2 separate regions of the Mus musculus genome follow, and region 1 is linked to region 2. A link is a loop called in an ENCODE intact Hi-C map of the cell type or tissue named here. Cell type or tissue: gastrocnemius. All regions are shown on one strand. Each heading gives the region's core, and the rest is flanking DNA. Links, peaks and the distances in the headings are about the cores only. Region 1 overlaps Dock1 (dedicator of cytokinesis 1). Region 2 overlaps Dock1 (dedicator of cytokinesis 1).

Region 1 (16,319 bases), core at 3,733-11,732, 210 kb before region 2:
GTAAGAAACATGAAGTTTAGTTCTGACCCCTATGTTCATACACAGACATGTGCACTCACTCACACAAGTGCATGAGTGTACACACACACACACACACACACACACACACACACACACACACACACTTACACACACAGTTAAGTTTGAGGAAGATGGATAGGTACATATATGATTATGTGTTTTTTCCTTAAGAAAGCATCTATATTTTATGTTAAATGGTTAAAAGAGGCCAGCCACCAGGAGTCCTTTTTAAATAACATTTATTTCTCATTTGTCAGTGATTAACTTTGAACTCTCCTAGAACAAACAGTATCATGATCAGAGTGAATAAAAAAATATAGATGATCAAATAAAATATTAGGTTATACAAAGTTAGTTTTTTTTTTAAACAAACGAATCATTGTCCACCAACATTTTCAGGACCTTGGAAATCTGGAAAACAATTTTGCGGTATTTAGAAAACAAATATTTCCAGCAGTTAAACATGAAGACACACTGGAGCTCGTTTTCAGAGACCCGCTGGAGTAAGCAAGGGTGACAGACACTCACCGGAGCTCTGAGAACCACCGTATATACAAATATTCTGTACACACAGAGAAGCCACCCAATTAAAACCACCTCTGGTGGTATAGGGGGCTCATATTTTAAAAAGAATGAAAATTCACCTTCCTATGCTCATATTAATTTTCCATTTGATCCAGTATCCATAATGGTGTCTCTACGCCGTATATTAATATCTCTTTAGTAATCAAGAGATATTCCTACTTTAAATTATGCCACGGGAAATTGAGATCTTCTCTGAAGGGGTACACTTAGCTGCTTGATGTCAGCTGAAGTGACACTCCACCCCAGGAGTCACACTGCAGATATATCAAGGATAGGGGTTGAGCAGTCAGCCCTTGGGGGTGAGCTAGAGTCTGGGTTGGAGAGGCCGAGTGAGGATCCTTACAAGGCTACTGCATAGCTTCTCACGGGAGTAGGGCTAGGGGTTTGCCTCATCCCTCCCGCTTGGCTGACTCACACTGGACAAGCTCTCTGCAAATGAATATAAGTCATTTGGCACAAAAGGAAAGAGTTTCAGGGCAAGACTGAGGCTATCAGAAAGGCTGACATGCTCTGAGTCCCCAACTTAAAAAAAAAAAAAAAAACCAATCCAGACTATGTATGACTTGGCTCCATTCCCACTGTGCTGAGACACTTCAGGCCTCTGGTCCCGTGGCTAGGATGGACCTCTTTCCAAGAAAAGCCAATCACACTAAGGCGAAGCATCCCAGGGCCCGGAGGAGGTCATCGGCAGGCACGGCAGATGTAGGAGAGAAGCAGGAGGTTAGCCTTCTCCTCCCAGGATTCACTGCACGATTCCAGAGTCCACTGAGGTCTGCTTTCGGGTCGTCTTCGGAGGGGGAGGAGGTGGTGTTTTGCTGGGCAGTGGAGGTGGCTGTTGCTAGGAAACAGGAGTATGAAGAAACCACCGCATTACTGGTATCCTCACTGAGAATCTTACTCGGCATAGAAGTGGGAGGTCCATCTGAACACTTAGGATAGGCACTGACCCTCTTCCTGTGACCTGGCTCCACCCTGCCTGGCTTGGATCCAGCCTGTTAACTACCCCACCCTGGGCTTCCCTGCAGCCATGTGGATTTCTGACATCTGAATCTATGTGCATCCCCTGAAAAGCATCATTGTTTGTGGTTTTTAGATTCAGGTATTGTCACCCTAGCGTCACCCAACCAAAGGACAGGTTCTCTAGGGTGTGATGAGAGATTGTCCCTTGCCTTCTGAATGGACAGCCCAGGTCGGTCAGCAAGATTTCTCTGGAAAGTAATGTTCTATAATTTGTGGGTCATGTGTGGCTCTCACTGAGGCTGGGAAGCAGCCCAAATCTGGACCAGCAGAAGCCATGGCCATAACTGTGGGTGAAGGAAACTTTATGAACAGAAGCAAGGGACTGGCTGGATTGGTTCATAGGCAGCAAAATGCCTTGGGTTCTGGGTACAGCTTTATTGTAAATGCCTCCTCCCTTGCAGACTCATGTGTTTGAACACCTTGACCCTAGCCAGTGGCACTACTGCAGGAGGCTTCTTAGCAGTGCATCATGAAGATTAGAAAAATAACTAATAGAACATATCCTCCAAAACAGGTACCAACCACACAGCTGTGAAGCCTCAGAAATTCATAGGGTGGTACCTGCTGGGTGTCAGTGACTCAGGGGGCCACTGCCCAACTGCTCTAGGGACCCTCACGACCATCACAGATGCTGAAAAGAGAGGCCCAGGTACCTAAAGACAGGCTGAATAAGAAGATGCAAAAACTGGTGGACTGGGGGAGGTGGGAGCCACCACAGGCAGAAATCTCAACGAATGTTCAAGAGCCAACATGTGACGAAAGGGCCAGAGTCGTAGTCTCTCAGCAGAGGCTGGGGGTGTGGCTGAATGTGAGGGAAGTTCTCAAAAGCAGAACCATGACATAGGGGTCTCTCACTCACTGCCTCGGTTTCCTCCTGGTGCTGAGATACAGAAGGAAGGAGGTCGCCATTTTACAGGGGAAAGCAGTGGTCTCGGGAGTTGGCTCAGTTTTGAAATTCTTGTCACACAAGCATAAGGGCCTGAATGCATGCCCATGTAAAAAACTGGGCACAATAGCACAAGCCTATAACCCCTGCCTGAGGGCCAGGAGAATTCCTGGGTGTTGCTGGGCAGGAATCAGCAAAATCCAGGTTTACTGGGAGATCTTTCTCAAAAAAAAAAAAAAAAAAAAAAGGAGAGTGATTAAGAAAAGACACCAGATGTTAAACCTCCAGTTCCCATGTGCAGATACACAAATGTCCATACGAACCTGCGCACACACACACACACACACACACACACACACACACACACACACAGCCTCTCCCCACAACACACAAATCAAGGAGAAAGTAATGAGTCCATTTATAAGTCTCTTTTAAGGCTGGTGTGAACTGTGGAAAGAAACACTGATTTGACGGCCTGAGAACATTCATGGTAGGTGTCTTTGCAGGTGACATCTATGGTGACAGTGACCTCCAACAGAGGGTTCCTGCAGGTAGGACCACCAGTCTCAAGAAATCACAGTGTTAGATGCCAGAGGCATCCTTAACATCAAGCAGGAGAATGTTGGATTTTATCACCATTAAGTAAAATGATAGCTCACATGGCTGGTCATATGAGCGGTTCTGAAATGAATGACAGCTTAAAATGGCAACAACTAGAGATAGAGTCACCGACAAGCCTGGGGCCGATCGATGAGAGTGACGGGAGGCTATCGATCACCTCCCGCAGCAGATGAACGATCATTATCCAAAAACGGCTCTCAGGGCCTGTGCAGAGGGACGCACCTGAGAGGACGCCTTAACTAATTACGACGCACTAACCACCGGCCTGTCATCCAAACTTGAGCCCTGGCTGCAAATTAAACCAGAAACAAATTGCAAAGAGAGTTGAGTAATTAATCTAATTGAATTTGCACCCGCTTTATAAAGCGGAGCAGCTAGGGCACGAGTCACAGGCAGCACTGATTGATGGCTTAGGACACTGGATCTGTCACCCCTGCATGGATGCGAGACGGAAATGGACCTGATCACACTTCCAAAGTTCAGGGGTTTCAGATTATAGGAGGACCTGGGGGATATTTCTGCTTTTCAAATAAAATATGGATATAAGCAACTCAATAGGCTTCCCTAAGGAATTGGAGGTTCCCCTACCCTAGGCCCCCTGGGGTCTCCTTTTGTACTGGAGAGGTCAAGTTTACATTCCAGTAGCTGTCTGAGCCCTCTAGCCTAATAGAACACTCCCTTCTCCGGGGTCAGCTCCCTACTTTAGCTTTAGAAGCGCCACTTGTCCCTTGCATGTCACAGAAAAAGCCTTAGAGTGAGTTTAGTTTCCTTTAAAGAACAACCAGACACACAGTTAACACACAATCTCTTCCCTCACTACTTTCTTTTTGTATGTGCAAACGCCTGTCTGTCTGTAGATGTTTAAACATGTGCTAGTGTGAATATTTGTGTATGAGCACCTGTGTGGCAGCCAGAGGTCAACATCAGGCACCCTCCTCAGTCTCTCTCAGCTTTCACTGAGCCTGAGCTCACTAATTTGGTAAGCATGACTGGCCAAGGAGCTTCAGGGGCCTTCGTGACCTAGCACCGCCCTAGTACTAGGATGACAGGGGCCTGTCCGCATGCCTAGCACTTTTACATGGCTTCTGGTGGACTGGGACTCAGGTCCCTTGCATGATAAGCATTTTACATACTGAGCATCACCCCAGACCTCCCTGACCTCCCTCACTGCTTTCACAAGGGAAGAAAAGAGGTTTGCAGAGCACCCAGTAAAATGCCTCCCCAAGAAAGAAAAAGAGAAGGCACGGAGAATTTATTTTTATTATGACTGAGGAAAAAGCAATTCCTGTGCCTTGTGATAGCCAGCAGCAAATCTCACTCCATCAGGGCTCTCAGGAGCTCTGGTGGCCATGCCATTACTTTATGGAGGAAGGGCATCAAAAAGTATGGCCAGCTGTACAAACATAGACTTGAGTGTTTTACTCTTCAGCCCGAGTTGATTTAACTTTATAAGGCCATGAATAAATGCGTCATGGGAATGGGGACTTGGGAGTGGACATTACTGTTGTGACTGCATAAATGACACTGTGCCTCCTCCCTGAGCCTACCTTCTTTACTCACTTTTGAGCATTACAAGAGGATGGGTCAGGGCCACAGCCTCCCAGCAATGCATGACCATAGCTGTGAGGACCCAGTGCAGTGTGGCATTTAGGACCCTCTCTACCATTGCATTAGCAGGTAGGCCTGAGGCTGCTCAGCAGGGAGTGCACTGGATGTGATTAATGACTTTAAAAAAGTGTCTGGTGGGGACCAGCGCTGGGGTTCGCGCTGGCTGCTCATGAGTACTGCTGGAGCAAGCCAGGCCAGAACCTTGAACCAAGACTTTGAGCAGCACTTGAGGGCTGATGAAACAGGACGGTAGGGTATGCAGTCTGCACCAATGTGGAACCCTACTATGGACTCTCTAAGTAGCAAGAGCCTGTGGCTACCAGGGAACTGTCAATGTGAGGACAACATTGTCCAGAGAACCTAGAGGGCCAAAATGGGGAAAACAAAGGAGGCGTCCCCTATGGAACAGCACATCTCTTCAGTGCAGTCAGACAGACCTCTTGGCACCAAAGCTGCTGGTAGTACTAACAGCTCAAAGACCAGCATCCATCAGGACAGCTTCAGAGCAAAGGCAGCACTGTCTGGGAGGTGGGGCTGCCTGCAGCTAGGGCTAAGAAACTGTATCACAGAGCATGCATACCTCAGTCCTGGCTGCGGGCAGAAACTAAAGTCTCGTGGTTTTAGATCCCACTTACCCGTTGTGGGGGAGGAGGAGGTGGAGATGTGGGTGAGACCATCATATCCTGGTTTTCCATCAGATTTCCATAATCTGCCATGTTGCCTTTGAGGGGCAGAGGGGGTGGGACATCGGCCACATCCATTCCCATCATGCCGTTCAGCTCCAGACCTGGAAAATGGTGAAATGGTTACAGAGGGATCAAAAAAGTCTAAAGAACACAGCGAAGGGTAAAAGAGGAGTAGAGACTACAAAGAGTAGGATTCTTTCCTGGTAGAATGTTCTAGAAAGGAAACAGAGTGCTAGAGCTTGAAGCAACGTATCAACTCTCTGTGTAAATACTACTGTCTGTGAGCCTCCTTCTCCTTAGTGGCATCCGCATAGTTGGTGCGACAAGGCTGTGGCTTTATGGTAAGTCTGCCACAGTTGCTATTGGGAGAGCTCACTGGTAGAGTCCGGTGATGGGGCACACAGCCAGCTCACCAGGGCAATCCATGATTGTAGGACAGGAAGCGGCTGGCAGCTGCCTTCCAGAGCCAACAGGATATGCTACAGGTTGTTAAAGCAGACAAAACTGGCTGTTTGTAAACAGAGGGGAGATCACAAAGGTGGGCTAACTTCATCAGCCTTTGCTGATGCTCTTGGAAGAGATGTTTTATTTTAAACCAAAGAGAGGAAAATGGACACTTTCACTGATGGGTATGGTTTGGGAGTTTTTAAAGTGGTCAGTTGTCTGATAATAGGGCAATGACAGGGTAGTCCAGTGGTGAATGTAGAAACCTTGGTGTCGAGCTGGGAGAGCAGGGGTCCCCAGGAGTGGCACTTGAATACCTGAGTCATTGCAGTAAAGCAGATGTGATGTTAAGTTCTGCAGTGTGCAAGCCCATGGTGGTTACAGGCTGATGGTGCTGTGCCATCTGTCATCCCTGGTAGACATTTCTATGCTGTAAGCAATGACTCTCTCACCGTTCCTCCCACTAGACACGGAGCCCCAAGACCCCTGAAGACATTGGTACCCTGTGGCTCTCAAGACTCCTTTCAGGCAGGAGCTCTGCTCCTGGGTTGGGTCCTGCACTTTATATTTGTTGAGCTCTGCCACTGAGGATGGATTTCTTTCTGCGTGAGATGTTTGAAGTCTAGATTTCCCACCTCAACCTGAGGTGACTTCTTCAGACGTCACATACCCCTCTAACTTTCACTCTACTGCTGGGGAAAGGGTCCTGAACAAAGGGCCACAGTCAGGGGGCACCTTAAGGGGCAACACCTTAAGTTCCACTTACTGGGCTGAATGCTGAAGCTGAGCTTGGCTCTTGGTGTGACTGGAGGGGGCGTCTGCTGGGAGGACGGTGATGCTGGAGACACAGAGAAGCGCCTTTCATTTCCAATGACATTGATCACCTGGCTCTTGGGTCTTTGGGGCCGCAGGGGACTTATCTGCGTTGAGGGACAGAAAGAACAAAGTTAAGGTGTGTATGGACTGGCTGTGTCTTCTCCAAATCCCTGTGCTGAAGCCCTGACCCCAGTGCCCAGCCCACAAGCCCATCTGGGTATAGGGATTTTTGCAAAGAGCCAAGTTAAGATGGTGTAAGCATGAATCCAACGAGACCTTATAAACTAAGGGGGTCTGAACAGCATGCAAGCAGAGAGAATGTCATAGGAAGACAAAAGCAGAGGTGGGGTACCCCTGCAGCAAGTCAAAGGACACCAAAGATGGCCAACCAATCCAGAAGCCAGGGGAGGTGTGGAACTTAATTTCTTACCACCTTAGCAGGGGGCAACCCCATCTACACTTTAATCTTGGACCTGTAGCTTCTAGAATTGGTAGGGAACAACTTTCTGTTGTCTGAGTTGCCCATGGAAAGGACAGTACTTTGTTCTGGCAGCCTGTCCCCACTAACACAGAACTTCACATGAATCTTCAACCCAGCCTTTGGGAGTAGCCTAGCCGGGAACTTGCTATGTACCTAAGATGACCTTGAACTCCTGATCCTGCTCCATATCCTGAATGCTCATTACAAGTGTGCACCTCTACTACACTACCACGTGGGGTTTATGAGTTGTTGGGGATTGAACCCAAGGCCTAGCATGCTAGGCAAACACTCTACCCACCGAGCTATGACCCTAGTCCTTTATAGGCTACTTGACCACAATGCTAAAGGGGAGGAGTGCAGCTATGAGCTATCTGTGTAGCTAGTGAGCACACCCAAGGATGCCCCCAAAGGATCAAGAACAGAACAGAAGTCTGGAGCCTCAGCAAAAGGACAGGAGCCCCTTTGCCCCTTGTTTAGTTTCTCCTCTGAGCTGTTATTGCCAACAGGAGTTCCTTTTCTCTCCTCTTCTTGCTGGCCTTGGGCTTCGGGGTGCACTTGACTTTTCTCCACCTGAGCCCTTTCCCCTGTTTGTAACATCAGTAAATTTAATTTGTATATTTCTTACAGCTTGCTCTCTGATCTTACACATCAGGGAACACCAGCAATTACAAAATATTCTGAGGTAGGATTATTCAGAAACGTTATTAACTTGGCGGAAGAGCAGAAGAGGCTGTCTCCCAGAGGGCCTGGCCTTGGCGTTTCAGCTTAATCCTGGGGCAGAGTGGGTGGGCTGAGGTGGTTTTACAGGGGTGGAAATGGCAAAAGCCAGTGAGTCACTGTATCTACCTTAGAAGAGACCCACAAAGCCAGCCCAGGCTGGAGCTACTGAAGCCAGAAGTAGAAGTGAGGTTCTGAGCAGGGAAGAGGCCTTCAGATACATGAGCAGCACCTAGCCTCAGCGTACAGATCAAAATTATTCTGTACAGAAGGTGTGGGTGCCATGACCAAGTACTCTGTGGAAATGGAGAGTCCTTGCTGGGTGAGGTCAGGACTGGCTCCAAGCCTGGCTCTCTCAGGAAGATGTGCTAGGAGCTGGTGAAAGAGGCTGAGGCTGTCAGGTGTTTCTCTCACTTCTGAGCTTCTAACACAAAGCTTCAGGAAGATTTCCTGGGGAAATGCAAATGGTAGCCTGAAGGCCCAGCTTGGAGAGGCTCAGCTAAAGGTCAGGAGATTGTTAACCATGCAAATCAAGAAGGAAGCTGAGCCCAGCCCAAAAGGGAAGAGGGAAACCCTACAGAGGCAGGAGAGAGCAGTTTACTCCTGTAGGTCTATGGAGGGCTGGGAACACTAGCAGCATCAGCGTCCTGAACACTAGGGGGTGCTACAGTCATCATGGAACATGCAGTTGCTTTCCAGGATGACTCCTGCCCAGGGGACCACATCAACACCTGTGCCTGGAGGAGGCCTCTGCTTGCATAGATGCACCGTGCCTGACCAGTGGATAGGACTCTGCTGTTGCAGCCCTGGTCACTGTGCCTCGAACCCCAGGCACCTACTGATGGCAAAGTCAAGGCTCTGGGCTCTGACCTTGTGTAGTTCCTGTGACCTGAGAGGCCCCCATATGGTTTTGCACCTGGCCCTGTCATCAGCAGGTGTTGTCTCAGGGACATGGTCATCATTGGGAAGGACAGAAACTGTCCTGCACTGGCTCAGCCCTGTCCTTGGAGTTGTCCTTACACAGTTCAACTGTGGCCCTTTCTGCTACTTGGCTCTATGTTTCTCAGGCCCAGTTTCAATATCTTAAAACAGAGCTTAAATAAAAATGTCTGAAGGACTGCAAAGTGCCTGACCCTGAGTAACTATGTCCAAGAAGGAAGCTGAGCCAACTAGTTAGGATGCTGTGTGCCCGGAGAGGAGATCTCAACTTGTGGGATTGTCTGGAAGCCCGGCTTTCTGAAATGGTTGATCATTTCATATACAGCCTGAGGCCCAGAATCCAGGCATTTAATGCCAGCCTTGACCAGTGGGCCCAATGCCCTTGGTCACTAGGCTGCACAGAGCCATCAGAGCCCGGCTCCAGTGAGAGCACATGTCCACAAGGCCGAGAGGCAACGGCCTTCTCGAGCCATGCTCTGGCACCTGTATCTCTGCCTACCACCTTGAGTAGAGCAAGCAGCATTTGTATGACAGTTGTTGGTACCGGGACGTTCTCTCCGACATGGTTTAGTATGGCTTACAGAGAAGTGTGCCTCTGATGGAGGGAGGGGTTTGTATGGGTGGGACTGGGAAGAAAGGAGGGAGGGGGACTGGGATGAGGATGTAAAGTGAATTAAAAAAAACTATACCTTGATCAGCATTTTGGTGAAACTGCCCTTAATCCCAGCTGAAATGGAGCTGCTGCCCAAGACACATGATCTGGCCACTTCCCAGTCAAGTGCTATCCACGTCTAGAAGTGGCTCTCAGATTATGTCAGTCTGGACACTGATGTATCTGTCTGTCTGTCTGTCTGTCTGAAACATTTTCTACCTCATTTCTACATGTAGACCCAAAACACTGTGGTGTGCTTCTGGGATGCGTAGGCTCAAGACTCACCGTGGGACGAAAGCGCGCTTACAATTACTTTATTCATTTGTATAGGCATGCATACATGCCTATGTTTGTATGTATCTGCACATGTCATAGCATATGTGTGGAGGTCACAGGGCAACTTGTGGGAGTCAATTTTCATCTCCCATGTGGATGCAAGGGATCAAACTGAAAGCACCAAGAATAGAGTCACCTCACCAGGCAGAAGCTGAGCGGATTCTAACCCTCAGGCAGTGACTAAGACTTAAGGATGCTAGTCAGGAAGGGGTAGGGAAGACATTTGCTATCCATGAGTGAGTACAGCTTGTGAAAGCACTATGCTTCTGTTCTCTGAGGTGCTAGGACACAAGGGCACCAAGTCCAACGGAGCTATAAGGAGCCTAGACACATGAGGTCCCTGTAGGGGACTGACCTATCCAGCCCCTCTAAAAGAGGATAAAGGCCAAGACAGCATGTGCCCTCAGAGAAAAGACAGCACTGCTCTGTGTCTCTGACGGTTGGGTTATTTGAGGTCAGAGATGAAAAGACCTCGGGCTTTTAAGTTGCTATATTTTGCAAAAATTCAATAAAATCCAACTGACAGCCCTCTCGGTAAGATGCAGAGCCTAGGTGGGTCCCAGGCACCCCTGCAGAGCTCTTCCGATCTACAGTTAAATTACCGTTTCAGAAAGGATCACAGCCTCAGACTGCTGCAGGGAGCTGTCAGCGGGCTTGAATTCCTTATCAAATATCTCTTGGTGTTTGCTGTTCCTTTTCTCCTTCTTCTTGTCCTTCTTCTCTTTATCTGGATCGTCCTTGTCTAGCTTGTCCTGGGACCTGGAGTGCATCTTCTTCGGCAGCAGAGGCTCTAGAGCAAATCTGAAAGAAATAGGTATCTAAAGCAATGTCTTAGCAGGGCAGCTACTGCTCTTTCCCCAGGCAGAGATATGTAAAGTCAGGCACCATGCACCAGGCTATCTGGTAACCACAGACTTCTACGAGGAAAGGCATGGTTCAAAGAGAGAGGCAACAGGGGTCTTTGGATGTATTGTGACCCATCAGGAATGATGTCTGAATCCTAACAAAGCACCAGGCTAGAGGTGGCTGCTTTGGTTAAATGCTTGCTACACAAGCACAAGGACCTGAGCCTGCTCCTTAGAACTGACATGAAAAAGCCAAATGTGGCAGTGTGTGCTTGCTTCTTCTAGGTGTGCTGGCCAGCTGGCTTAGCTAAATTAGTGAGCTAAAGGCCAGTAAGAGACCTTATCTTAAAAACCACCAAGGTACTAGAGCCCTAGCAGTACTACTTGATCAGGTCCTTCAGCCTTCATGTGTACATACTGCCCTTGGACATGAGCACACACTCAAGATGCATGCAGGAACACACAAACTGCCCTCCCACGAATGCACATATGATATCTGCTGGAGGAGATAAATACCACAGAGTGCAAGAACTGTGTTACACACATGTTGCCTCTCCCAGGCTAACAGAGCTGTGGGATGGGATTCATTGGTGAGGTGTACATGCAATTTAAATTGTAATGGTGTTGAATCTGAGCATAGATTACCAATGGCCATTAACATCACCAAGAGAGAAAGTCAGCTGTGATGTGCCCCTGATGGGAAGGACCTATTGCCACCTATAAGGTTAGCTGGCCCCAAATCAAACCTGAATTACACCAGACCTCTAGATTCAACTCCCAATACGCTGATAATAGGGAGGACAGACACACATCAGACAGCATCTACACTGCAGGGCACAAAATCAATACGATCCACTCTGCAGACACAGAAAGGTAAGCAATTTGGATTTTTCAACAAATTACAAAGACAATGACAGTTTTTAAAAAGTAGATTGTGAGACTTAAGGAGATAATTCCAACCAAGAGTATGGTGAGGGCTTCATTCAGTTTAGCTTCAAACAAACTTTTAAAAATGTGTAGTAGGGCCACGGAAATGGTGTGGTGTGTACAGTTCTTGTGCAGCTGTGAGGACCTGAGCTCAAATCTACAGCACCCACATGGGGATGGCTATGATGCTGCCCGTTGTAATCCTAGCACTTCAACAGTGAGACGGGAGCAGAGGCAGGGGAATACCTAGAAGTGCAGGGGCAACTAGGCTGCTGCACATAGTGCTGAACAACAGAAAGAAACCCCATCTCAAACAAGGTGGAAGGTGAAGACGAGCAGGGGAGGTGCTCCTCTGACTGCTACATGCCTGCAATGGCGTGTGCATGCCTGTATGCATGCATGTAAACACACACACACAGACACACACATGCAAGATAAAAATAACAATAAAATAAAAACACGCATATCAAATGAGAAATTGTTATGAAGGTCATCATGATTAGGAATTCATGTCAATTATCTTACATGATGTTAAAGTATACAGCTACGTTTTCTAAAGGGGACTCCTCATCGTTTAGGAACTCACATGGAGGACCAACAGGTAACAAAATACGACGCTTAAAACTTGTTACAGAAGAAAGATGAAGTCAGGACTAGGGGGAGATACAGGTGGAAACAAAAGGGGAAGGTAGTTTATAATGTGAAGGTTGGCTGCTGGGTAAGACATCCTATAATAGTATTTAGTCCATACTCAACATGCCTGAAAAATTCCCATAATAAAACTATTAAAAATGACAGGTGATATACACATCAGCTCTTGTCTGTGATCATGAAGGCTTGGCAGTCTGCATGAGAAATATTTCCCACAGACCCATGCATTGAAACGCTTGGTCCCCAGTAGGAGGTGCTATGTTTGCAGAGGTTATGGAGTCTTTAGGAAGAAGTATGGCCCGGGGCAGGCTTTGGTGGTTCATAGCCTTGACTTACTTCCTATTCTCTTCTCTCTCTCTCTCTCTGCGTCTCTGTGCTTCTCCCTCTACCCCTATCCCCGCCCTCTGCTTTCTGAGTGCAATGTGATGGCCTCCACTGCTGCTCTCCTGCCTTTCCTGCCTGGTGTCACACCTTCCTGTTCATGGTGACCTCATTCTTTCCAGAACTGTGAGCTAGCCTCATCCTGCCTTCCTTGTTAATTTTTTGTCAGGGTATTTTATCACAGCAAGACAAAAGTAACTAAAATAAAGGCATTCTGATCTATCTGTCCATCTGTCCACCTGTCTGCCTGCCTATCTATCTATCTATCTATCTATCTATCTATCTATCTATCTATCTATCTATCTATATTTATATATCATCTACATATAAAATACACTTAAATATCTGTCTATATTTATTTATATATTTGTATCAAATCAACATCATGACACATGAAATATTATATCTAAAATATTAGAAGCAACACTAAAGAGAAATGTCACCACTCTAGTCCATGTGTTTCTGAACTTGAGACAATTTAAATAGGCAAAAGGCAAATTTATGGTCCCCTTTGGAGCTTAGGAGGAGACCTCTGCAGTCTGTCTGGGAGAGCATTCAAGGAACTCAAGCGAGCCAGGTACAGTGCTTTGCCTTTGGAGGAGAGTCAGGATGGACTCTAGCCTGCATGTCACCTGTACCACTTGATAGTACGCCTCATTTTGTCAGTATTAGTCAGAGAGCAAAGCCTGGCAACCCAAGAATGAGCACAACCCTGGGCTCTAATAGAGACACTTTCCAGTTAAAGGTTGAACAAACGCCTCCTGGGTGAGCTGACTGTAACACACCACTCTATCTAAAACTTCTCCATCAATTTCCACCTAACCCCTGCGTTCTCGGGAATATAAAACCCTTTTCCTAACTAGCCTGGGGATTCTCTTGAAGGGAAGCGGCATCAAATTTCTCTAGCTATCTTGTTCTAAGTGACAGGCACAGATGATTTAAACACCTCGAAATGGAGAATTTCCATATGGGGTTGGCCTAATAACAGACACTGATAAAAATTACTGTTAAGGAAAGAACATGGCTAGATTTTGCGGTTCTCTATCAGGTGCATCAACTGCTGGCAAGAAAAGGCACTTAGAACTGAGGGGCCCCTGATATTCTCTGGTAGGCTGTGTCTGTATACAAGGACCAGGAGCCTTGAGGTTTGATAGTGACAAACTGTCAACAGAAAGGGCTAGGAGAAGCACACCACTGTGCAAAACTAAACGCTCACAGGTTCTTCAATGATGTATAAACTGTATGTGAAATTTTCTTCTTTTTGCAGAAGAAGAAATTCTACATGGTTTTTCACGTAAAAACAACAGGAAAATACAAGTATCAAGGTGGTATTTACAACCATCTGAGTTAATGTTCAAACCACACTGAGGGCTCATGAGTTAGCTTGTAAACTAGCAGGTTCATGCCCGCTTTCAGTTTTTATGCGGGGTTCTGTAAGATGACCTCACAGGACATTATACATGCTAGACTGGGTAAATTCAATGCCAGAAAGTACAGTGGCTGTTGCTGGGGTCTAAAGGAGTGGGGTACAAGGTTTAATGGTGTGAGGTTCAGTTTGTATAATGAAAGAGTTCTAGGAGAGTGTACAGCAGTGTGACTTTATGTATACGTATATATTTAACAGTGTTTTTCTTTAATTTTAATCAGTATTTATCTGTTGTGTTCATGTACATGTATGTGTGTGTAGAGGACAACTTGCTAGAATTAGTTCTCTCTTTGCACATATGGGTCTCAGGGATCAGACTTGGCAGCAAGACACTTTGCCTACTCTTAAAGGTGGTTTTAATGATGCAACAAACTATAATTTAAAAATTGGGGAAAAAGAATGTGATTTCTATTCTGCAGGGTAGCCAAATAAAGTAGAAAGAGAGTTTTTCTCACAAGTATTTAACTTAAACAGAATTTCTCTTTATAAAGTAATAAATCTGGGATGGAGAGATGTCTCAGTAGTGAAGAGCATGCACTCTTCTTACAGAGGACCTGGTGTATGTATTGGGTCATTTTTTGGAGTGGGGGGGGGTTGTCAATTCTAGCACTCACATGGTGCTTTAGCCACCTGCAAGTCCAGTTCTAGAGGATCGGCTGGCCTTTCTGGGTACCAGGCATGCATGTGGTGGATCTATCTATCTCTATATATACACACACATATGTATATATGTATATATGTATGTATGTATGAATGTATGTATGTATGATGTATGTGTATATATATATATATTATATGTAGGTAAACATTTGTATGTATATAAAATAAAAATAAATATTTTTAAAAAGTAACAATAAACAATTTAAAAGAAATAAACAATTCTGTGCTGTCTTTCTCTTACACACACACACACACACACACACACACACACACACACACACACACATTATCCAGTGATATAAGTCTGGCTCTGGCAGTTGGCATGGTTGGGATCATAGAAGAGTTGAGACGCATTGAGTATTAAATGCTCACTAGAGTTTTAAGGTTTGGCAGACGCCTTTCTGGCAATGCTACTTAGAGCAAGGTCACAGTAACCACACTGTCAGGTACCACCAGGTCTTGGAGACTCTCAGTTTTCAAAACAGCATGACCAGGATTGCTGCGCAATCCCAGGGTATGGATGGCACCCTATGCGGTGCCCAGCCGTCCCTACCAGGATTCCCGGCGGCTGAACCCACTCACCCATCAGAGCCTGGCCTGGAAGGAGTGCTGTCAGAGGAGAAAGAAGAGACGGAAGCCACTGACAGGGGCCGGGAGGATGATGGCATGGTGAAAGATCGCACCATTGAACGTGGACGGCTGCCTCTCCTGTCATCCAAGCCTGAGGGCTGAGAAAAGAAGAAGACAACATGTTAAGGTCCAGGCCACTGTGGTCAGATCTTTGTGCTGAAGGACCTTATGGGACCACACTTCATAAACTATTTCTTTTCTTGTTCTGAGCTGAAGGGAAAAACAATGAAGACAGTTTCCACATCTTTTGAGACCCGAATTAACGGATAAGAATTCCAGAAAGAACCTCCTTGGCCTTTTTATTTTAAATATAGATTTCCTCTCCTAGACAAATCAACCTGTCCTTCAGTGGGGTTACTCACAGGAAGTTTAAAGCACAGTGCATCTAGAATGTGACTAAAAATGTGTAAGATCTTTGCATGACCTTTGTCCACCTGCACAGTAATACCTGAGTCAGATGCCCAGACTCACAGAGCTGTATTGGTTCAAAGCTCTCACTACAGAGGCGCCTCCTCACACTAGAGTCGGGTCTTCTTGGCTGAGCAAGGGTGATGGAAGAAAGGCCTGGGCCAGGCTGTGGGTCTCTCCTTTTCACACATTCTAAGAACATTGTCACTAGAGGGAATTTTCCAATCTCTCCTTGACAACTTGCTGTACATTACCAACAAACAAACAAGCAAACAAAACGCCCAACGTTCATTGGATACAGCATGTATCGACATCTAATTAGCTAGGAAACACCAGAGTACCTGAGCCTGAAGCCAGATGTTGGCACATCTGGACCACAGCTGCTTCACAAACGCTTTCTTTGGGCTGGCAGAAATCCCATGTCTGAATGTCACTCCTCTTGTGTTGTATCAGGTTCCTCACAGCACCCTAGGATGCTGTTGGCATGTTATACAGATAATCACCTACAGGACAGCTGGTTTGTGTTACATTCACAGCCCTTGGAGGTAGCAAGGTGCCGATTAAATATGATGCAGAAAG
Region 2 (16,319 bases), core at 2,681-10,680:
CTGGATATCCTTGCCCAAGAAGTGTAGCAGTCTTCTACTCCATGAGGAGAGATTAAAAATGCATCACCAGATTAGAATTATTAAGCTCAAGAAAAACCCAAGTCAAGCATTACCATATTATTAAGTTAAAAGATAATTTTAATGATACTAATTGATTTTTAACTTTCTAAACAATAAGCACACACAATTTACCACTTAATTTGCTTTTGTATACATTTCCAAACTACTCTCTCTCTCTCTCTCCAAATATCCTTGAAAGATGCTAATGTGTGTGGCTTTAAATTTTACAGATCATTAAATTATATAATCAAACATTTTCACAAACGTGAGGTTCTCAGCAGTGACTTCTAAGCTGTGACCAATGTACCTCAGAATGCCGAGAGGAGGAGGAACGAAGGGGAGGTGCATGGGAACCGGCAGCAGCATCTTTCCATCCTCTCTATGAGCCTACGTTCTAGCATCATTTTTGTTGCTATGAAAAACATGTTGACAAAAATCAACACAGGGAGGAAAGGGTTTCCTTGGCTTATAATGCTGGGTAGCTGCTGTCTAGCATTTCAGGTCAGTGAAGATGGGATCTCAAGCAGCTTGTCCCATGGCATCCAGAGCCAAGAGCAGACATGGAATAGACGTTTCTCTAATCATTTTGTTTTCCCCTAACCTTCTCAGCTTATACTATTTACGACCTCCAGCCTAGGGAATGGTGCTGCCAACAATGGGCTGAATCTTCCCACATCAACTGATAATCAAGATAATCGTCTTAGTTTGGGGCTTTTTGCTGTGAAGAGATGCCATGACCAAGGTAACTCTCATAAAAGAAAACATTCCATTGGGGACAAATTACAGTTCCAGAAGTTTAGTCGCTTACCATGGTGGGAAGCATGGTAGCATCCAGGCAAACATGGTGCTGGGGATGGAGCTGAGAGATCTACAACTTGATCCAAAGATAACAGAGGAGACAGTTCCACACTGGGCAGAGCTTGAGCACAAGACTATGTGGGCCATACCTATTCAAACCACCACAATAATCATCCACAGGCATGTCCTAGTGTCAACCTCGTATAGTCAACTCTTCATTAAGACTCTCCTATTCTCGATTCTAGATTGTCTCAAGTTGAGAGCCAAAACCAATCATCATACCCTACAAAATGCTTTTGAAAGCAGAAGAATTGTATTGCACGTGGTAGTAGACACCTGTAAATCCAGTACCGCAAAGGTGGTAGGGGTAGGGTCAGTGAGTTGGAGGTTAGCCTGGGTTATATGTGAGACCTTGTTTCAAAGACAGGGTTGAGGGAGGGTGGAGGTGGGAGAGGAGGAAGACTTAGGAGAAGAGGTAATATTGAGGGAGGGAGGGAGGGAGGGAGGGAGGGAGGGAGGGAGGGAGAGAGGAAGGGGAAAGTATATATAACAAAACTATAAAACTAAGCTCTTGAGGAAATATTTGTTTATCATGAGAGGTTGACATCATTTGTGGCATCCTCTAAAGACCCAGATTCGATAAAGAAGCCGACACTTAAAGAGATGTTGAAAGCAAGTAGAGTATGCAGTTGTGCAGCAACTCCAGGCTTATCGTCAGGGATGGTGAATAGTGATGGCCGGTGGGGTGGCCTTCAGAGATAGGAAAGGTCAACAAGAAAAGCGTGATCTAGTGGGTTAATTGTGTGATTACCTTGCAGCCTGTGTTCATGTCAGCATGCACATGTAGGCGTAGGGCTGCATGTGTATGCACAGTTCAAAGGACAACCTTAGATGTCATTCATTACTCAGGTATCCTCCAACTTGCTTTATGAAATGGGGTCTTTTAATGGCATGGAACTTGCCAAGTTAGATAGGCTGGCTGGCCAGGGAGCTATGAGGAACACCCTAGCTCTACCTTCCTCATGCTGGACTGTAGGTGGATGCAGACACACTTGGCGTTTAAAAACCCACACAAACAAAGCATAAGGGGTGAAGAGCTCTGAAGGCACAAGTCAGGTCGTCCTGCTTGCAAAGCAGCCCTTTACAGACTGGGCTATCCCCCAACACCTAACTCCTCTTTTCTTTATTAATTACCAAGTCTCAGGGATTTCATTATATCAGTAAGATGTGTGTGTGGATTGCAGAGACCACAGCATCTGTGTGGAGGTTGGAGGACAGCCTGGTGGAGTCAGCTTTCTCCTGTCACCTTTCCTTGGGTACTGGGATCAAAAAAGGTTGCAAGCCTAGGTCAATAGGCACTTTAGCTATTGAGAGTTACTCTCCCTGTTCCCTCCATTCAAATATTTTACTAAGAAACTCTCTTAATCAATGAAAGCCAGTGTGGCTCATAGTTTTTATAACTCATAAAAATGTTTTCCATGAGGTGATATTTTCTCAAATCAATGTCACCAGTGTTTAAGGAGACTATTTTTTAAATATGAAATGGATCTTTTGAGCATGCTAAGACTGCCAGCATGTTAGCATTTCATGTCTAAAGCATTACTTGGCTTTATTTCCACAGGGTTCTCAAAACAGATAAGAAACTGTTGAGTGAACTCAAACTTTAATAACCAGGGAACACTTTAAAGCCATGCCTTTGCTGTCTGAGGTCTTGGGAGGAAGAAGAATATCCAGGCGCTCAGAGTTTGGTAGCACATCACAGCGCTGTCCCCTTCACCCCCCTTCCCACCTGCCAACACACACACAGTAGGTTTCTTGCTACACTGGTTTCCAGCAGAGCAGTATATTATCAGTCAGTGAGAATTAGAACCACATACAGAAACACTAATGACATAAAGCCCTGTGTGAAACAACTTAAAGCACTTACGCTGGACAGTTTCAAAGACGCAACGGGCAGAAAACCAATTAAAAAAGCCAGTTTTCATCTGCTAAACAGCCCTTCAAGGATAGCTGGAGAAGAAGGTGTTTGTTCGCAGGTGGCTCCTTGGCACTGAAGTTAGCTGAACCTGCTGTGATGCTCTGAGATGCCTGACATCTCAGGGTGCATTTGGGATGCCCCCATTCTTAACTGGTCATGGCCCTCCCCTCTTCCTCATCTTCTCTGCTGGGATACAGATTCAGTGAAGACGGTGAGCAAGTCGTAGATTATAGACCTCACCACTGGCACTTTGAATATGGGCACATATGGACAGGTGACTTCTTTTTCCAGCCTGCACAGCCTGCACCTGAGGGATGGCTGATGTGCACATGTCTTCGGAGGAGCACCAATCAGAGCTATGGCCTGACAGATACCTGGTTCCTAGTTCTGATGCTCATGCCTACACTGAGGTTGGAAAGTACTGGACACAGCCAGCTACCACGAGCACACTGCACTCCTGGTGACCAGAGCCCCTTCTCCTTGAAAATTCTGCTCATGATGTCTGAGTGCAGCCATTTCTAGATGAGCTCTTTCATCTGACAACTCAAGCCTTCCATGAACACTTCTGTCTGAAGACAGTTAGGAACACAGGGTTCTGAGGCCAGTCCCTTACAGCCCTGAGAAAGAACATTTAAGAAATTAATGAGCCAGAAGCCATCACCAGTTGACGCCTTCTTTAGCATACAACCCAGCCTGCATATGCATTTGGAATGTAAACAGAAGGGATGGGACTGTGGAGTGTCACCAGGAAGGAACAACTGGAACTCAAACACACTCACAGAGCGCAAGGTCAAGACTGCTAACTGAGACCCCCCTAATGGCTTCAAGTCAAGTCAACACATTGCTTACAAACAGAATGAATAAAAACACTAGCTATGTAAGTAGGCATTTAAGGTTTTTTTTCTTCTTTCTGATTTCTAAATGCCATTTCCTCTTTAGCTTTTAAACTCACAGTGTAAATTTAATTTTTTTTTAGCTTCCCCCATCCACCCTCTCAAGCAGACAAGACTAAAAAGCCCCTTTTTAAATGCCTTTGACTCTGCTGCACTGCTGGTGAGAGTCAATCACCCCAGGAAATAAACCCAAACAGAGAACCGTGCGGGGGGGGGGGGGGGGGGGGGGTGGGGAGGTGGGGGGATGGGGGGATGGGGGGGATGGGGGGGATGGGGGGGAGGGGCCTGGATTCATTCAGCCTTACTGATACCTGGCAGTATAATGCTAACTATCTCATAATTACGTTTTTAAAGAGCTTAAAAATGAAGAACACACTTTTGGCTGATAGGACTTAATAACTGAAAACAGATGCTTGGAAGATAAAGCGACAGTGTGGGATCATGCTCCTGTCACAACGTGGGACCTCAGATATGGACCTCAGCTGAGAAGCAGAATACACTTCTAACACAAAAGGTCACTTGCTCCCATGAGGAGACAGCTCATGACCACCTGTAACTCCAGATCATGGGATCTGTCGCCCTCTTCTGGCCTCCAGGGGTACCTGCACTCACACTCACAAACCTATTTGGACACAAACAGGTAGACATAATTAAAAACAAAGTAAGTGTTTCAGGAAGGTACAGAGGAAAGGTGATAACAGGAGTCAAGGAGATGGTGGGATGCCACCCAAAGACAATGAGATGTTTCACACCTGTATCTCTAGTACATCGGTGTTGGGGGAGGGGGGGTTTAAGGAGAGAGGACATGAAGCTCTAAGCTCAGCCTGGGTATGCCATACACGGATTCAACACCCACAGCCCAGAAAGGGGCTGCGGTGAGAGCAAGTGAAGAGAGAGACAAAGGGAAGAAAGATTTGGGGTTATAAATAAGGCTCATAGAGCACAGGGGAAACTGCAGGGGTGTAAGATAGTCTTCTAACCAGGGCTTAGGAGCTACACGGCAGTCTGACAGTGATAGGTTAACACTGGGGTGTCGCTCAACACGATTACCGACTAATCTGTGTGATTCTCTTTCTTCGCAGTTGTTCCTGTTTTAAGTTACTGAGATAGCCCTGAATAGTCTGATATTTACTATACACCCTCACCAGACCTTGAACTCACTGTAATCCTCCTGGCTCAGCTTCCCAAGTGCTGAGATTATAAGCATGCTCCATTGTTAGAGAGAACATAGGAGACAGCTATCAACCAGGAAACTTGGAGCAGTCATAAAAAGGAGTAATCAACTCTGGTCAAATGTATTCTAAGTAACATGACGGGGGGAATATTTTAAGCCCACCAATAGAGAACCTGAGAAACGTGACTTAGACAAGACCAGGCAGAGATTAGACAGCAGAACCCCAGACCCTATGGCCCACACTTCCTTGAACCAAATGCTTGTGTTTATGGGAGTGTCTCCTCTCAATTTAAGAAATGTTGTTTGCTAGACTTATCTTGACTTTCTGTTGAACTCTTTAAACCAAGGGGCAAGAAGGAAGAGACACTAATGGCATTGACACACTCAGTTGAAGGTGATTATTTCTATTCTTTACTGATGGTGTCAGTGACAAACATGTTCTTCTGTCTGGTCATCACTGAAAAGGAAGAAGTCCCCAAAAACCATGGGAGTATGAGACCGCTGAGCAAGGCTATGTGGAGCAGCCGGTTAACCTGGAAGAAGGGGCGGCTGGTAGGGAGAAGGAAGGGTTAAGGGGAAACCCAGATAAGAGGATGCACTAAAGGGAGACTGGGAGAGTACACGGTTGAGCTTCGGCATTGCATTCTAGATCGCAGCGGGTAACATGGAGAGGACAGGCAGAGACAGGGGTGCAACAGGGCATGGGCATAAAAACACATGGGGATAGGAGAGGATGCAGCCTGGGTCTGGACAGAAGTGGAGGAAGCAGTGAAATATATTCCCACCTCTACCCCACAGATGTCAGAGGGGAGCCACAGAAACAGGTGTGCTCCTGGGGTGTCTAGGAAGCAGGGACAGCAACTGGGAGTGAGTGTATCCCTAAGATCAAATTCCATAGAGGGTCCTGTGCTAAGCATCACTTAGATGGTATTCCAGTATGAATATAGATAACAGGACACAACAGAGACCCAAGTCAGCCTGAAGAATAGGGTCCAACTCCTGGAGCGCACATGGTGGGAGAAGAGAACTGACTGCCGAAAGTTGTCCTTTGGTGATCAAAAAATAATAAAGACAAATATAAATTAAATTAAATTAAGGCACCACAGTCCTATTCTGAGAGCACCCACCCCCTGCAATGTGACCTAAGCAGGCAGAACCACCGTGCAAACTTCTGCACCTTTGGCGCTCTGCCCTAGACTGGCAGCAGGGTGAAGAAGCTGCGATTTTGGACCAATGATATCAACGTCTGTCAGAGCTGGCAGACTCCACACTGCCCTGGAATATTGTGTCTATCTCAAAAAGCAATTATAAACAGCTTCCTATACAGACTACAATTTTTCTAAATTGGTGATTTGACTTAAGGCTTCAAAACTTCTTGTACCCTGAAAAGTCCTGAGAAAAGTGGTACCTTGAAAAGTGAATAGGAAAGGCAACTTTGATTATACTGTTTCAGGGCCAGTTGGCCCAGGTGCTTTATAATGGTTCTTCTACAGAAACTGAACATCTGTCTCCACGTGGGAAGGGTGCTTTTCCAGTTCCGTCTCCGGCTGATGGGTAGAAAAGCTTGCCCACTTAGAAGCCTCAGCACACAGCTACCTGGGAAGTTCCCTGTCCTCTTTTCTAGAACCACAATTTCCCTCTGAAGACCTTCCTAGGCAGTTCTTCCTTCCTGGAGCTGGCAATATTTCTAGAAATATGCAGGAATCTTTCTCTTCATTCAGTGAGTGTCTATAGCAAGCACACTGAGGCTGTGTTTAAGAGTTTATGCCTCCTCATACTGAATTGTCACTTCACTTCTGCATGATGCTGGGAGGCAAGCTCCCTCAGGGCTGTGTCTTACCTGGAGCAGTTTTTGGAAGTCATGAAACCTTCCCAAATGACTCCCTCCCTCCCTCCCTTTCTTCCTTCCCTCCTTCCTTTTTTCTTTTTTAAAAAGATATATTTATTTTATTTATATGAGTACACAGTATTTGTCTTCAGACACACCAGAAGAGGACATCAGATCTCATTATAGATGGTTGTGAGCCACCATGTGGTTGCTGGGAATTGAACTCAGAACCCCTGGAAGAGCAGTCAGTGCTCTTAACTGCTGGGCCATCTCTTCAGCCCCCAAACAGGACTCTTAAAGCTCACAGGTTTTGCCTTCCCTGGGGTCTCTAATAAAACCAAAACACAGCAGATGGCATAGCTTCTAGAAAACAATTTCAATTCATAAATTTCCCAGCAAGCCCCCTCCTTTCACCCTAGAGTGTCAAGGCTTCCATCATTCTAAATCCCAGAGAATAAACTCTACTAAAGAAGCTAAGATGTAGTTCCTGGGGGAGTGGCACCCCATCAGTTCATTTTAGGCAAAAGCAGTGACCAGATGGCTTAGTACCAGAGGCACACTCCAATACTCTGTGCCAATCAAAGAGGCCTTTGGGTCAAGGGGCAGTGAGAAAGAAGGAGGAAACCTAACTCACACTGGGCATTTTGATGCTGTTTACTATTCTCTTCTGGGTTCTTTGCCTGTCTGTTTCTGATAGAGAGGAGGTCGAGTAGGTCTATTCTGGAACCCATCTATCATCCAAGCAAGGTCATCCCTCTTCTTTCTTTTACCTTCATTTAAATTATCAGGGGATTTGGACACTTGAGGAATCAGGTGTTAAGTCTTTAAGTGGGATTCGGGGACTGAAAGTGGCCATTGTTCACCAAGCATTATCTAGGGTATCTTGTTGGTGTCAAGGTCTGAAAAACAAGGCAGACTTAGGTGCGAGTCTTACTTGTGACCTATGTGTGAGCACTTCTTGGTTCACAGAGGCTCAAGACAAGCAGGGCTAGAGCCCAGCTGTGGATTCTGTTCTAAATTCATAAATTCATGGCTATGTGCACTGGGTCTCTGCAGGACCTGGAGCCTATTGTGCTCATGGCACACTCCACAGTTCTGTACTCTGAAGCACAGCCAGTGTGGATAATGGGCAGGAATGTACATGGCTTTGTTTGCCTTGCATCTACGGGAATGCCCAGTCAGATATCACAGGGTAGGGGGAGAAAGATAAGAAAGACTCCTAGCAGGGGTGGCTTCTGGAACTTTGCAAGTTGTCCTCCTGGGTTCCACAGGGCACAGCGACCTGCGTATGCTGAGAGGGCTGGGGAGTCTTACCAAAGCTTCAGTATAACACACATAGGGGAAGCTGTGGAGGAGGCAAAGAGCAAATGGGAAATATGAGGAAGGCTTCTTAGATGTGGTGCAGAGGTCAGTGTGCCTGAGAGATCTGAATATGGGGACAGAATATGATGACAGAGAGTGGACGAGAGCTTGCAATCCTGGGAGTTAAAAAAACTCTATCCATCAAAAACCATGTCTGTGGAGACTTTTCTTGGGCAGCACCATCCCTAGGCAGACAGGCTTTGGCTATGTAAGCTCAGAAGCTCCCAAGTTTTGACGTCAGTTCTTCCCCCGAATTCACTCAATAGCAAATCTTGACCCAGAAGCACAAGGTGATATAAACCATGTCCTCCCCTAAGTTGCTTTGGATCGCAGTGTTTATCCCAGCAGCAGAATTGTAAACTAGAACAGTATGCATGTCCTTTTGGGTGAGGAGGAGCAGGGGTCCAGGCTAGACCTCACATTACCACCACTACAGTGCTATAACACAGAAACTGTCAGCATACAATGAAAAACTTAACACCATAAAATGCTGGATTAGGACAAGTGAAGTGTGGGCAGTCTGCAAGGAATCAGGCTGGTCAAGTCTAAACACTGTTATTCATGCAAAGACCAGACCCCTGAGCCTAAGAAGGGCTGAGGCTGCCCTAGTCTGGGGAAAGCATTAACCTTGAGGAGAAGCTATCCCGGAGGTCTCATCCTGGAATTACTGGGAGATGGCAGATGAAAGACCCCCAACATGGCTCTCATTGCAAGCACCGATAGACGTCAGGCATCCATCCATGAAGAAATGATACATTTGCTGTGACCCATCTCACACTGGTATTTTATTTGCTAAAGAGGATGAACAATCTGTAGCTGTACTATCAACAAGCATAGACGCACAGTAAAATGTGTGTCACTGAAAAAGCTCAGCGCACAGAAAGGGTAATAATACACCACAAAATAACTTACTCTCAACTATGTATACTAGAAGCAAAGTCAAGAGGTAGTGAACTCCAAGTCTGGGGAGACACATGCAGAAAGATGGAGAGAAGCACAATTGAGGGAGCAGAGTATCCAGGGACCCAGAAGTACCACATGGGACTGTCTCAATAATTTCCAAACCATAAAAACATTCTCTGTGCTCAGTTTCTTGTGTGTGTGGTCTACTTTGGTTTACAAATGGGAAAATTAGAAAATGATGCATATGAACGGGAATGATCAGTTAGAATAAGGTACAAATCTCTACACAAGGAAAGCGCATGACCCTACATGATTAGCATAGCCAAAGAAGCAGCATTCCCCAAAGCGTGTTCCCCAGAACACAAACCATGGTATATGAGCCAGCCCACTTTCCATTGCTGTGACAAAACACCAGTGATAGCTATGTGTGGTAGTGCACACCCACACTCCTCACACTTTGGAGGCAGAGGCAGGAGGATCAGGAGCCAGAAGCTCAGTCTGGGCCACATGTGTTCACACCACATGTTCACACCACAGCATGACGAAAGGTGCTGGAAGTCAGCTGTCAACACTGTGTGTGAACCTGAAAGGATGGGGATGGGGAGGTAGGGGTGGGAGCAGGGGACAGAAATGATTTGATGTCTTACATTACATCCACTTGCTGTGATCTGTTTACTCATTAAGAGAGTATGCACTACTGCTCACTATTTTTAATTAGGGAGGAATTTTCTTTCCATGTGAAGAGAAGTGACTCTAAGAAGCAGGGAACCATCACTGTGAGAGAGGCAGGAAGTCAGCATGCAAGCAAGCAAGATACTACACATCTTTTGTGACTAAGAGAGGAATAGGGAATGGATATGAAATAGCGTCCACCAAACACGCCAACTCAGTCCTTAAGAGAAGGCCTCCTCCGTCATGGAAGGGCAGAAGTGTGAATTTGGCAAATTCATCCTTCACTGAGAATTGTCTGAAGACAGATATAGAATATTCCTAAAACAGACAATTGCTTCTCAACTGCTAGGAGCTGAGGAAGGCCGGGCAGAGGTGAAGGGAAAGTGTGGCTGGTGCTGAGGGGATGGGGTGAGGAACCAGAGGGAGAATCCTGGTTCTCCAGAGCAAACAGCTGCATGCAGGAGCAAAGGCTGCACTGCTTTCTAAAGACATTAGCCCAAGCACATGTAGTGCAGACTAACATGTAAAGGACAGGCAACTGCATTGTCACATGGTGGATTGGTATTGGTTTGCTTCTAAAAACATGCTTTTTTTTTTCTTTTTTTCTTTTTTTGCTTTTTTAAGATTTGAGAGTGACATCATTCTTGAAATAATTTAACCCTTTATGTTATTGTCATTACTGACTGATATCTCACAGACAACTCATGGACAGAATCAGTGAGCCAGACCTGAAGACTTTTACTTCCTTGAGGTATTTCTTTCAGAGTCTTTGAAAAAAAAAATGAATGCAGACACAAACTTGTACAAGCAATTATAATAGCTAGCTTTAAAAGCTAAGTGACATTAAACTGGCTTCAGAAACTAGTTTTGAGCATTATGGAAATACACACACTTTTCAATACTTAGAGTGTGGTTACTACAAATTAGCATAAACTGGAATATATTCCATACACACAGACTACCAGCTCCCAGTTTAGCCACACAATGCAGTGTGGTGTCCGTGGCTTCCTTGGGGAGCCAGGGGCTGACTGAAAACAGGGCTTGCTACAAAAGACGACTGTGTTATATATGTTTATACCTTGGGCAATGTTCAAAATTCAAAATGTGAGTTCTACATTCTACTAAATTGTGTATGACTTTCCTAACATGGAAATAGCCAGGGCTCATTAGGCCAACCATCATAACAGGTGAACAAGCACTAATGCCTCTACCAGACACACCCCCTTTTATGTGGTAAAATTGGGTTAGTCAAAGTGAACTTAATTTTACTTGCAGATTCAAATAGCAAGAGCCCCTGGGCAGTGTGTCAGGACAGACAGCTCATTTGGTACAGACAGGAATAGGTTTCACATACAAAGAGCAGAAGACGGGGTAAGAAAGGGGTGGGGATCGACAGGCATTTGCTCTCAGCAAGTACTCAAGGAAGGGTGCAGGTTCTCATCCATGGACAGATGGACAGCAGGAAGGCCCACCCAAGAGACAGACGGACAGCGGGAAGGCCCACCCCAGGGACAGATGGACAGCAGGAAGGCCCACCCCACTACCTTTCCTCTTTACCAAATAAGCCCATTCCTGGCAGCGTGTTTTTAAAAGAAAATTATGGAATCAGGATTTTTCTTATTTCACCAATTATCTAATCCATAATTTCTACTATAGAAAAATCAATGCCTTCAAAATTCAATACTATAAAGGCTGTTAAATGTCAGAGGCAAATTTGACAAGAATTAAAAGCACAGACACTATTTCCTCTTGGGAGAACCCAGAGCTCAGAGGGAGAGACTTAAGTCCAGACCCCAAATTCTCACACTTGGTGATGCTGTCTGTTAAATCAGAAAACAGGGTGCCTAGCAGGACTACCAAGGTCAGTATATGCACGGAAAGGAGAATTCTCTCCATATCCCTAAGTGCATCAACCCCCAAACCCTAGAACTTTCATTTGGGAAGCACTTGGGAGAATGCTATGCGAAGAGATACACAAAACACAGAACCACCAACTACCTAGCAAGCTACACTGGCTCTCCTGCCCTTCCCACAGTCTAGGGCCTTCCCAGCCTAACTGGGATCTTAAAGGACAGAGAGCTGTCCATTCCCATGCTTTTGGAAGTCTGCCTTTCCAGCTAATCCTTACAGGTCAGCAATACTCCAATGCACACTTACTGCAAAGAGGATACATCTCCTGTGAAGTGTCCTAGATAAAATAAAACAGAAAGGCCCGTCAAGATGGCTCTGCGGGTACAAGCACCTGTTGCCATGCCTGAGGATCTGAGGTCAATCACCAGACTCTGTTTGGTGAAAGGAGAGATCCAGGCCCCTTAACTTCTTAACCTTTAACCACTTCTGCCCTCCAGACACATGGGGAGGCTCTTACAGGTCCCCTCCCCTATAAATGCAATAAAAGCAAACAATAGATTAAAAGAAAATAAGACAAAAATCGAATGGATGACAGAATAAATAGTCTTATGTCATTAGGTCACTTGTCATGTATTCTGAGAACACTATCCCAAGCTTTAATTGTAGTAGTGTAAAGAAATTAGTAATGCCTAGATTGGGACTATGTACTAGGCAGGAAACCTCGAGGCTATAGGATCTTGGAAAGTAGGGAGAAGATGAGAAAGAGGAAGAGAGGAAAAGAGGGGAAGAGAGGAGAAGGGGAGGGATAAACTTTCAAAGCCGCACTATTGTAACCTCAACTAGCCAAACAATCAGCCAGGAGGCAACTGCCGGCTTGGCCTGGCCTCAGTACATAGCACAGCCGTGGTCGGTGGCAACCAGGATGCAGTTTAGATGCAGAGAAAGGGCTAGACGAAAGAACTGAAAATCTATAAACCAGAAGCTGCAGGGAAAAGGCACAGCCTTGCTCAGACTCCCTGTAGACAGACAGACCCTGGGTGCCTGGGCTACTCCCGCCATTCACAGAGAAGGCCCTGCTGACTCCATCACCATCAAATCAGAAGCAGTACCACATTTCCACAAGAAATTCTCAGTCACCATTCCCTTTACAGCTCCTTAACGTCTCGTGTCACGTCCTCAGCTCTCCAAGGCTTCAGTGGGAGTCATTTGCAGAGCCAAGCAGGGGCCATTTTTTTCCAAGCTGAGCACTGGGGCCACCTTTCGTGGCACAAATGATGCCTACGGCTGGATCTGATGACAGCTGAGTGAGGTCTTTACAGTAGTTTCCATAGGTAATAGGGTAATAACCGCCAAATTTAAGATGACATAAAAAATTTCATTCTGTCAGCAAGGAAACCAAGAACCTGAGAGAAGAAATCTTTTTCTTTTTCTTTCTTTCTTTTTTTTTTGGTTTGGAACAAAAGAAAGAAAGAAAGAAAGAAAGAAAGAAAGAAAGAAAGAAAGAAAGAAAGAAAGAAAGAAGAGAGAGAGAGAGAGAGAGAGAGAGAGAGAGAGAGAGAGAGAGAGAGAGGCAGGAAGGCAGGCAGGCAGTGAATCATAATGGCACAGACTGGTGATAAGGAGAGATTTATAACTGAATCTAGGGACACCACAACTGAGGATGGGGTTTCCCTAGCCAGGGCTCAGCATCCTTGGAGGATCAGTCTTACAGCAGACTGTGGCAGGCCTGCTAAGGTGTTGGGGAGGCTCTTAGCTGAATCTGCCAGTTCAAAAGGTCTAGATATCTGGGGGGTGGGGAGTCAACCTGGGAGGCAGTATGCCCATACCTCTAAACTATCTCTAAGCATCCCTGGGACACTTTTGAGTTCTTCCTTCTGGAAAACCGTTTATTTTACACCATTTTGGATGGAGCTCTTATTGATGTTATGTCATTTTTGTTGCTGTTATTGTTGTTGTTTCTCAGTTTTATGCCTTATCTACTTTCCCAATCCATCATCTTAAGGTTTGAGGGAGGCAGGAAGAAGGGGTTTGATGATTTTCCTGCCCTTTAAGCACCCATCTGCCAGGTAGTGCCATGCCACCATGACTTAGCATTTGATTCTGACCGTAGAGGAGAGGTGGACCTTCAAAGTCAAGCACATGTTATGGAAACCTCCATGCAAGGACAGGTATATATTCGACACTGTCAAATACCTGCCCTCAGGTATGTGCCCTCAGCCCAGCCCTCTGTTCTATCTTCATCCCTGAAAACGACTGGCCCCTGTACAATGCCAGAGTTTGCTCTCTTTCAGGAAAATCCAACTTAGGTACTCCCAAATGACCCTTAATTGTCACTCTAAAACCCCGAAAGCAAGCTCAGTCTCTAGCCTGTATGAGTGAAGCATTCAGAGTCATCCTCAACATCTCTCTCTCTCTCTCTATAGACCATGAAACCACCATTCAAAAGGACCACTCACAGGCTGAAGGAGAGGATGATGGGAAAGAGTAGTCCTGAGAATCCAAATGGATTTGGGATGAGATAAATGACACCTGGATTAGACAGGCTTGGGAAAGGTCAGTATAGGTAAGTCCTCAAGGCCAGGTAAACAGAAAGCTGTCACCAAGACAGCCTGTGCTGGCAACCGTTGGTACTTACAGTGCTCCTTGGAGAGTGAACTGATTTTAATGAATGGTGATGTTAAGTAGAATTAATGGTAGCAACTCAGAAATAACGCCACATGAATTAAGTTTATCTTATATCTCTAGGGGACACTACAAAGCACTAATAGATGACAGGGTGTGGACAAATTCCAAAGCGGGATGGAAACCCTCAAAGATGCTTGGGGAATTAACAGAGCATCATGTCACTTTGGGGGCATGTTTTAAACATAAATGGAAGGTTCGGCGGCTACCTCAGTGGGTAAAAGGTACTTGCCACACAACTGTGAGGATCTGAGTTTGAGTCCACAGAGCCCATGTAAAGACAGGCACCAAAACCTAGATCTGTAACTCCAATCTCTGATGGAGAAGATGGGAAAGAGAGGAGCATCCACAGAAACCCATGGGGCTGCTATCCTAGTGCACATAGCAATAAAAGAACAGGAGACCCTGTCTTAAATAAGGCAGAAAGTCAAAACTGATACCCAAGGCTGTTCTATGATCTCTACAACCAAGTTGTGGCATAAGCATGCCTACACACACACACACACACAAAATGATGCAGGGATAGGGTATCTCAGCTTCCTGGAATAAAAATCTATAGTACTAAACATAACCTTAAAACATACATTTGATTATTGATTCTTACTCTAGTAAAAAAAAAATAGGAAGCTTATGCTTAATAATTTTTCATATGGTTACAAGAAACAATTATAGAAACTTAACTATTTATCTCAATTGTTTGGAAACTATCTGTACTGGCTAGTTTTGTGTCAACTTGACACAGCTGGGGTTATCACAGAGAAAGGAGCTTCAGTTGAGGAAATGCCTCCATGAGATCCAACTGTAAGGCATTTTCTCAGTTAGTGATCAAGGGGGAAAGGCCCCTTGTGGGTGGGACCATCTCTGGGCTGGTAATCTTGGTTCTATAAGAGAGCAGGCTGAGCAAGCCAGGGGAGGCAAGCCAGTAAAGAACATCCCTCCATGGCCTCTGCATCGGCTCCTGCTTTCTGACCTGCTTGAGTTCCAGTCCTGACTTCCTTGGTGATGAACAGCAGTATGGAAGTGTAAGCCGAATAGACCCTTTCCTCCCCAACTTGCTTCTTGGTCATGATGTTTGTGCAGGAATAGAAACCCTGACTAAGACAAATTGGTACCAGCAGAGTGGGGTATTCCTGTGACAACCTGACCATGTTTTGGGGAGGTCTGTGGAAGGACTTTGGAACTTTGGTCTTGAAGATCCATTCGTTGTTAAGAGCTCTGTCAGATGTTTTGTAGGAGCCTGGAAGATAATGTTGAGAACAGTGCAGAAGATGGAGGGCTGGCTTGTGAAATTTCAGAGGGAAAATTAAAGACTCTTTTCAGGGCCATTGCTGTTTTGATTGTGAAGATTCTGTGGTTCTGGTTAGCTGGGGCTGAAGAATCAGCTGTGATTAACAAGATACCAGAACTACTAAAGCAAAAACTTTGCATTACTGGGACTATTGATGCTGGTTAGCTGGAGCTAAGAAATTAGCGGTGATTAAGAAGAGACCAGCATCATTGAGGTGACATCTTCTGGGAAGTGTTTTCTGAGAGCACAGTGGCTGTGTTCCAGATATAGCCAAAGTTGTACCTTGTGCTGTGGCTGGACTTGGTAATGTGTAAGGGTCACCCAGGTGGTACTGGTTTTGAAGGCATGAAGGAGTTGAGCAGAGCAGCTGAGGCTTGGCACTGTGAGAGGCCATGGAAGGCCATTGGTGAAAGTGCAGCCTCAGTTGCAATTGATGGCCCAGGACTGAAGGGGTCATGCAGTGTTTTGGAGATGCCAGTACCATGAGATGACCACCAAGAGCATCAGCAGCAGTGGAGTACAGGCATCTGGAGCCTAGAGGATGACGCGTGTGCTACAAACGGCATGGCCGGAGAAGTGACCCAAGCCCTTGGAGGAGCCCAGAAGATCGTAAGTTGGATCCCAGACATTGAATGGTTGGAGATTGACTTTTGCTTTTGATTGTAGCTGTGCCCTGATATTTTCCCTCTTGAAGGAAGAAACTGTTTTAGTGGAGCCCACAGTTAAGAGACTTTTAATTGTAAAAAGACTTTGGATTTTAAAAGAGATGGATATTTTAAAGAAATTGAAATTTTAAGAATATGTAAAGACTGTGGGACTTCTAAAGTTAT

Evidence for each region. A loop is a pair of places that touch in the nucleus more often than their neighbours do. Peaks named below come from ENCODE experiments on the same cell type or tissue, not always from the same donor. Only the 100,000 strongest peaks of a DNase experiment are listed, where the experiment ranks them.
Region 1: a loop joins it to region 2, with 2.9 times the contacts of the local background. A loop is called at or near these places in 8 of 42 quality-filtered maps.

The regions. Positions count from the first base shown.
Region 1 is chr7:135,157,572-135,173,890 of GRCm38, reverse strand. Dock1 (dedicator of cytokinesis 1) reads right to left here. Exons shown (of 52, transcript NM_001033420.2): 48 at 15,285-15,430; 49 at 10,415-10,613; 50 at 6,638-6,791; 51 at 5,377-5,528; 52 at 244-1,444. The coding sequence ends at 1,349. Among named protein-coding and RNA genes, the nearest start is that of 1700120G07Rik, 30 kb to the left of the region's middle. In gastrocnemius, for the core only: a CTCF peak has its summit at 8,539 (motif pointing right); a DNase peak (open chromatin) is centred at 8,548.
Region 2 is chr7:134,949,060-134,965,378 of GRCm38, reverse strand. The region is part of intron 27 of Dock1 (dedicator of cytokinesis 1); the gene reads right to left. Among named protein-coding and RNA genes, the nearest start is that of Insyn2a, 19 kb to the right of the region's middle. In gastrocnemius, for the core only: a CTCF peak has its summit at 4,313 (motif pointing left); DNase peaks (open chromatin) are centred at 4,320, 6,093 and 6,430.